Regions from separate parts of the Homo sapiens genome. Here region 1 is linked to region 2. Evidence: read pairs that join two places in POLR2A ChIA-PET (ENCODE). Cell type or tissue: A673. All regions are shown on one strand. Each heading gives the region's core, and the rest is flanking DNA. Links, peaks and the distances in the headings are about the cores only. Region 1 has its middle 8.8 kb from the start of DNAL4. Region 2 overlaps GTPBP1 (GTP binding protein 1).

Region 1 (2,899 bases), core at 130-2,629, 78 kb before region 2:
AAAGAAGGAAGGCTGATAGTCAATTAAGGCTCCATCTCAAGCAATTGGAAAGAGTAAATCCAACAGAAAGAAAGTAGAGGAAGTAATAAAGATAATAGCAGAAATTAATACAATAGAAGACAATTTTTTTCTTTTTTGAGATAGAGTCTCACTCTGTTGCCCAGGCTGGAGACTAGTGGCGCGGTCTCAGCTCACTACAACCTCCACCTCCCGGGTTCAAGCGATTCTCCTGCCTCAGCCACCTGAGTAGCTGGGATTACAGGCACTACCACACCCGGCTAATTTTTGTATTTGTAGTAGAGACGGGGTTTCACCCTGTTGACCAGGCTGGTCTCAAACTCCTGACCTCAAGTAATTCACCCATGGCCTCCCAAAGTTCTGGGATTACAGACATGAGCCACTACGCCCAGCCAGAAGACAAAAATATTATAGAGAGAACCAATAAAGCCAAAAATTGGTTCCTTCTAAAATAAGGATTTAGGATGGTTAAGTTTCAGTGAAGCAGAAAGAAGAGAAAGGGCCCTGGCATGGTGGCTCATTCCTGTAATCCCTGCACTTTGGGAGGCTGAGGGCGGAGGATCACTCAAGGCCAGGAGTTCAATACCAGCCTGGCCAACAAAGCAAGACTCTGTCTCTATATAGAAAAGAAAAGAAAGAGAGAGAGAGAGACAGAAAGAAGGAAAGAAGGAAGGGAGGGAGGGAGAGAGAAAGAGAGAAAGAAAGAAAGGAAGGAAGGAAGGAAGGAAGGAAGGAAGGAAGGAAGGAAGGAAGAAAGAAAGAGAAAAAGAAAAAGAGAGAGAGAGAGAAAGAGAAAGAGGCCGGGCGCAGTGGCTCACACCTGTATTCCCAGCACTTTGGGAGGCTGAGGTGGGCGGATCACGAGGTCAGGAGATCAAGACCATCCTGGCTACCACGGTGAAACCCCATCTCTACTAAAAATATAAAAAATTAGCCGGGCCTAGTGGCAGGTGCCTGTAGTCCCAGCTACTCAGGAGGCTGAGGCAGGAGAATGGCGTGAACCCGGGAGGCGGAGCTTGCAGTGAGCCGAGATCGCGCCACTGTACTCCAGCCTGGGCGACAGAGCGAGACTCTGTCTAAAAAAAAAAGAAAAAAGAAAAAAAAGAAAGAATGAGAGAAAGAGAGAAGGAAGGAAGGAAGGAAAAAGAAAGAGAGAGAGGAAGGAAGGAAGGAAGGAAGGAAGGAAGGAAGGAAGGAAGGAAGGAAGGAAGGAAGGGAGGGAGGGAGGGAGGGAGGGAAAGGCAGGGAGAAAGTTCTGGGAGCTAGGGAGTGCCCGGGGTGGGGAGCTCCAAGAACAAGCCCCAGGGAGCTGTAACAAAGACTTTGTCACAGCTAGCCTGAAGCTAGCTGTGCTCTGGGAAAGGATCCAAGCTTACAGCTGAGCCACATTCCCCACCTTTGGGTCATCTGGACCTAGCATGAAGCAACCCCCAGGAAACTGGAGAACTGCCTCGTCAGGAATGGAGTGAGAGGTGCTCAGGGATGGGGGTAGGAGAGCCTAACACCTCTTCCCCTTCCGCTCAACTCTGGTCCACACAAGGCTTTCTCTTTTTTTTTTTTTTTTTTTTTTTTTGAGACAGTCTCACTCTGTTTCCCAGGCTGGAGTTCAGTGGCGCAATCGCGGCTCACTGCAGCTTCCAACCTCCACCTCCCGGGGTTCAAGCGATTCTCGTGCTCAGCCACCCGAATAGCTGGGATTACAGGCATGCACCACCATGCCTGGCTACTTTTTGTATTTTCAGTAGAGACAGGGTTTCACCATGTTGGCCAGGCTGGTCTCAAACTCCTGACCTCAAATGATCCACCCACCTCAGCCTCCCAAAGTGCTGGGATTACAGGCATGAGCCACCACTCCCGGCGACAAGGCTTTCTCTATTTTAAGAATTCATTAAACATTTCCTGTGCTCTAGAAACCATACTGAGAGCTGGGGATTTGGAAATGAACAAGGCAATGGGAGCATGGTGCAGGAGGAAGAAAATGGGCTCTCATGATGCAGTTTGGGGCTCAGATTCTGGCTCTGCTACTGAGAGACAGGTGACTCTAGTAAACTCAGAGCCTCAATTTCCCCATCTGCAAAATGGGGACAATAAAACTGTTCTTGCTAGGTGGTAGTGAGAACTAAACAAGAAAATATAAATCAAGTGGCAAATAACAGCTGCTCAATAAATATAATGATTTTTCCTGCTCCCAGGAGCTTTCAGTCCAGAACAAGGCAGCCATATACACAAACAAGTGACACTCAAATAGTGGAACTGGAGGTACATCCCTGCAGTATCTGAACAGAGAAGCTGTTGTTCAAGTCTATCTGTTTTGCCTGAGTAGGGCAACATGTGTGTGTGCTGTCCCGGGAGAAGCTTCATAACACTCAACACACACTCACCCCAGGTGTCAAAAACCTATACTATAATCTCAGGTTCAGATCTTTGCGTCCAGCCCCCTATATGATCTTAAATCTCCTTCTCAACTTCCCGCTAAGTGATCCTCCAGCCAAGCCTTAAATACCTCTTCCTCCAGCAAGAGGACCCAGGAGTCTAGGTCACATAGAACCTTAGAGACAGGGCTAGAATTCAAGCATGAGTCCTTTCGCTGGAGGGAAAAGAGGAGAGCGACAGACATTTAATCCCCCGTAAAGTGCTGCGTGCAAGTTATGCCATCCAACCCTCATGACCCTTCCCATTTTATAGATGAAGAGGGTTGGGCTCAGAGAGGTCTAGTGACTTGCTGAGATCACAGAGCTGAGAAGCTGAGATTTGAAATCACATCTGCCTTATTCCGAAGCCCCACTGTGGCAGAGGCGCTAGTTGGACATCAATACCTGTTCTCCTATCTCCTTCATGGAAATAGAACCCCTCGCACACACCTGGTTTTTAGCTAGGCGCA
Region 2 (2,899 bases), core at 298-2,797:
GGCAAGTCCCTGGGCTCTGAGCCTCAGTTTCCTCATCTGTAAAAATGAAGCCAGTAATCCCGACCTTGCAGAGCAGCCATGAGGACTAGAGTGGGTGAGCAGGGCATCTGGCCAAGAGCCTAGCATGATGGAGTCTGAGGGGAGCGTTCAGTATCATCGCTACTCACCTTCTTCAGCGCAAAGGATGCTGTCTGGCCACCCCGCACCTCCTTGACAGGCATGCGCTTGCGATGGATGGATTTGACAGCAATGGACAGGAAGTTACCCAAGGGGTCTGGGCCCAGCAGCAGCGTGTCATTCAGCTTGATCAGGCCTCTCAGTGTTGTCCCCGAAACCACTGTCCCCACACCCTGCCAAGGAGAAGACCCTGGCCTCATAAGTGCATCCCCAGCACAGACCCACCCCCTGATGCCACTGTAGGAAGTGCCCACCCAGCTACCCGCCCAGAGCCACTTACCGGGACGGAGTAGGTGTCATCAATCTGAAACTCAGCAGGCTCCTCCTCCCTGTAGCTGGTGCGGGGGGAGAGGAGGTTGAGGAACATCTTCAGCAGATCTAGGTTCTCGCCTGTAACGTTGGAGATCTGGAATATCGGGCACATCCTAAGCAGAGGGAGAAGAGGAAGGAAAAAAGGAGAGAGGCACTCAGGAGACCAGGTCCTGCCCTGACACAGACCAGGGGCAGCAACAGGGCTCGAGGAGCAGATGCCACTATTCATGACTCCACCTCTCCCTCACCTGCCTCCAAGGGCTTGACCTCTTTGCCCTGACCTAGCAAGCTCCTGGCCAGCCCTACTCTGAGGCCTTCTTCTCTCACTCAGTTCTGTCTCTGACACCTGTCCTCTCCTCTCTGTCCTCCACCACTGCCCTAGTTTGGAACCTCATGACTGCTTCTTCCTAAAACACACGCATGCTTGCTTAAAATCCTTAACCGCCTTTCCACCACAGAGAAGATACCCCAAATCCCTCTCCCAACACTCACAGCCCTTTGGCTTGGGCTTGTAGCCATCTCTGCAGATTCACTTCTCGCAAATTCCTATATTCCAGCCACACCAGAGAACTCTCCCTTCTCCTAAAACTTTGGAACTTTTCTGCCCTTGTGGATTTGCTCACTCTGACCTTCCTTCCTGAATTCTTTCCCTTTTATGCAACTACCAGGCCCTCTCACCCTTCAGAGCTCATCTCAAATACCACTTCTTCCATGAAATCCTTCCTGGGTGGACACTCTTGACTCCTCTGAGTTCCTGGAGAGCTTTTTCTCTATTACACATGACTGCATCTGATTTTTCATCAGAGTCCTGTAAATGGCCTCTATTGCTCCTATTCAGGGTGACTGAATTAAAATCCTTGAGATCACGAATTACACATTCCCCACAGCTCCTAGAATAGTGCCTGCACAGAATAGGCACTCAAGAATATCAACAAGCTCAAATGGGGCTGTCTGAAATGTGCCCCCTCTGCAGGCTAACTGATGGTACTGAAGATCACATCAGGGCAGAGGCATAGGCAAAAAGCCAGGCTGCTCTGGGCCTGGCGCTATAGACCAAGCTCTGGGCAAACAGGCAGAGTTAGTAGAGTTCACCATTATCGAGAGAGCATCTCTCACCAAGGAGCTGAACACCTTGAGGACAAGGATTGTGTTCAATTCAACTCTGAATCCTCAACATCTAGATGAAGAGTCTCGCAGAACAAACATCCAATAAATATTTATGGAATGAAAGAATACATTAATGAGTAAATGCCAAAACTGATCTGATTAGTGAGCTTTTGAGGAACAACAGTATAAAAAACTGAGTTACAAAAATGGCTGTGTATTTACCATCCATCAGCCAGGCAGGGCATTAAGTGCTCTACATACTTCATTTCCAACATTCACGGGAGCCCTACAGGGAAGGGAATGTTATTCCCATTTCACAGATAAGGACACTGAAGTCTCAGCCGGGATGCCAACCCCAGGAATGCCAGCACCTCACAATCTGGGTTACGTGATATTACCCCTGGGCAACAATGCTGGCTTGGGAGACCCTGCGCTAAGATTGGAAGCTTCTATTTCCTCCGATCTCTGAATAGGGAGAGGTGTTGATGTGGTGTTTTCATGAGACCTTATGCCCAAACTGACAGCCATTCCAGGCCCATCACTCACTGTGGTCCTGCCTGCAAGGGTGCCTGTCTGAAGTGTGCGCTCCCCACGCGTTACCTTTCAGAGCTGAAGTTGGAGGCTGTGACAATCACATCATCTTTGCTCTGCACCAGCACGGGGATCTTCCGGCAGCCTGGTGACTTCAGCAGGCGCTGTAACAGCTTCAGGGTTTCTTAAAGGGTGCAATGGAACAGAATTAGGGGGACACAGCCTTCTCTTTGGCCAGGCTTTAAGAGCAAGATGGGTCCACTCATTACTGATGCAAGCAGGAGACAGACAGATAGATGGACCAGTGTTAAATGCCACAATGCCTGGAGAAGCAAAAAGGAGGATCAAAACTTTGGGTGCTGCTAGAGTAAGAAAAGCACAGATGGGGCCTCTTTTCTAGGGTTCTGCGTCTGAAACCTGGCAGATTTCTCTTGTGTCTAGACGACCTGCCTCCTGTAAGCATGTGACTTGAGGGTCCCCAAGAAAAACAATTCACTTCACACTTCAGTTCTCAGAATGCACTACTTCCTGGAAAAAAATCTCATCCAACAAAAAGGATCTCTTAGACATTTAGAAGTCTACAGAGACCCTTATTATGAGGCTTCCCAAAGGGATACTTTTCTACAATCTTTAGCAGTGAGGGAGAAAGGCATGAAGGCTTAGTCCTGCAACCCTGTGTCAAAGCTTTGGTGGCAAAAGGTAATCAGACCCTCTGTCCAAACTTCCCCGTATATATCCAGCTTAGCTGGTAGAGCCCAACTCCTTCTGCCTG

The links. Peaks named below come from ENCODE experiments on the same cell type or tissue, not always from the same donor. Only the 100,000 strongest peaks of a DNase experiment are listed, where the experiment ranks them.
Region 1: POLR2A ChIA-PET joins it to region 2 with 14 read pairs; 5 of 35 experiments call an interaction of 5 or more read pairs at or near these places.

Annotation. Positions count from the first base shown.
Region 1 is chr22:38,801,479-38,804,377 of GRCh38, reverse strand. No RefSeq gene overlaps it. Among named protein-coding and RNA genes, the nearest start is that of DNAL4, 8.8 kb to the right of the region's middle. In A673, for the core only: no CTCF peak of the experiment used is centred there; DNase peaks (open chromatin) are centred at 1,407 and 1,947; H3K4me3 peaks cover 637 bases; H3K27ac peaks cover 2,383 bases.
Region 2 is chr22:38,723,709-38,726,607 of GRCh38, reverse strand. It overlaps GTPBP1 (GTP binding protein 1), which reads right to left. Exons shown (of 12, transcript NM_004286.5): 6 at 2,197-2,311; 7 at 458-602; 8 at 168-350. Among named protein-coding and RNA genes, the nearest start is that of GTPBP1, 19 kb to the right of the region's middle. In A673, for the core only: a CTCF peak has its summit at 1,448 (motif pointing left); a DNase peak (open chromatin) is centred at 1,457.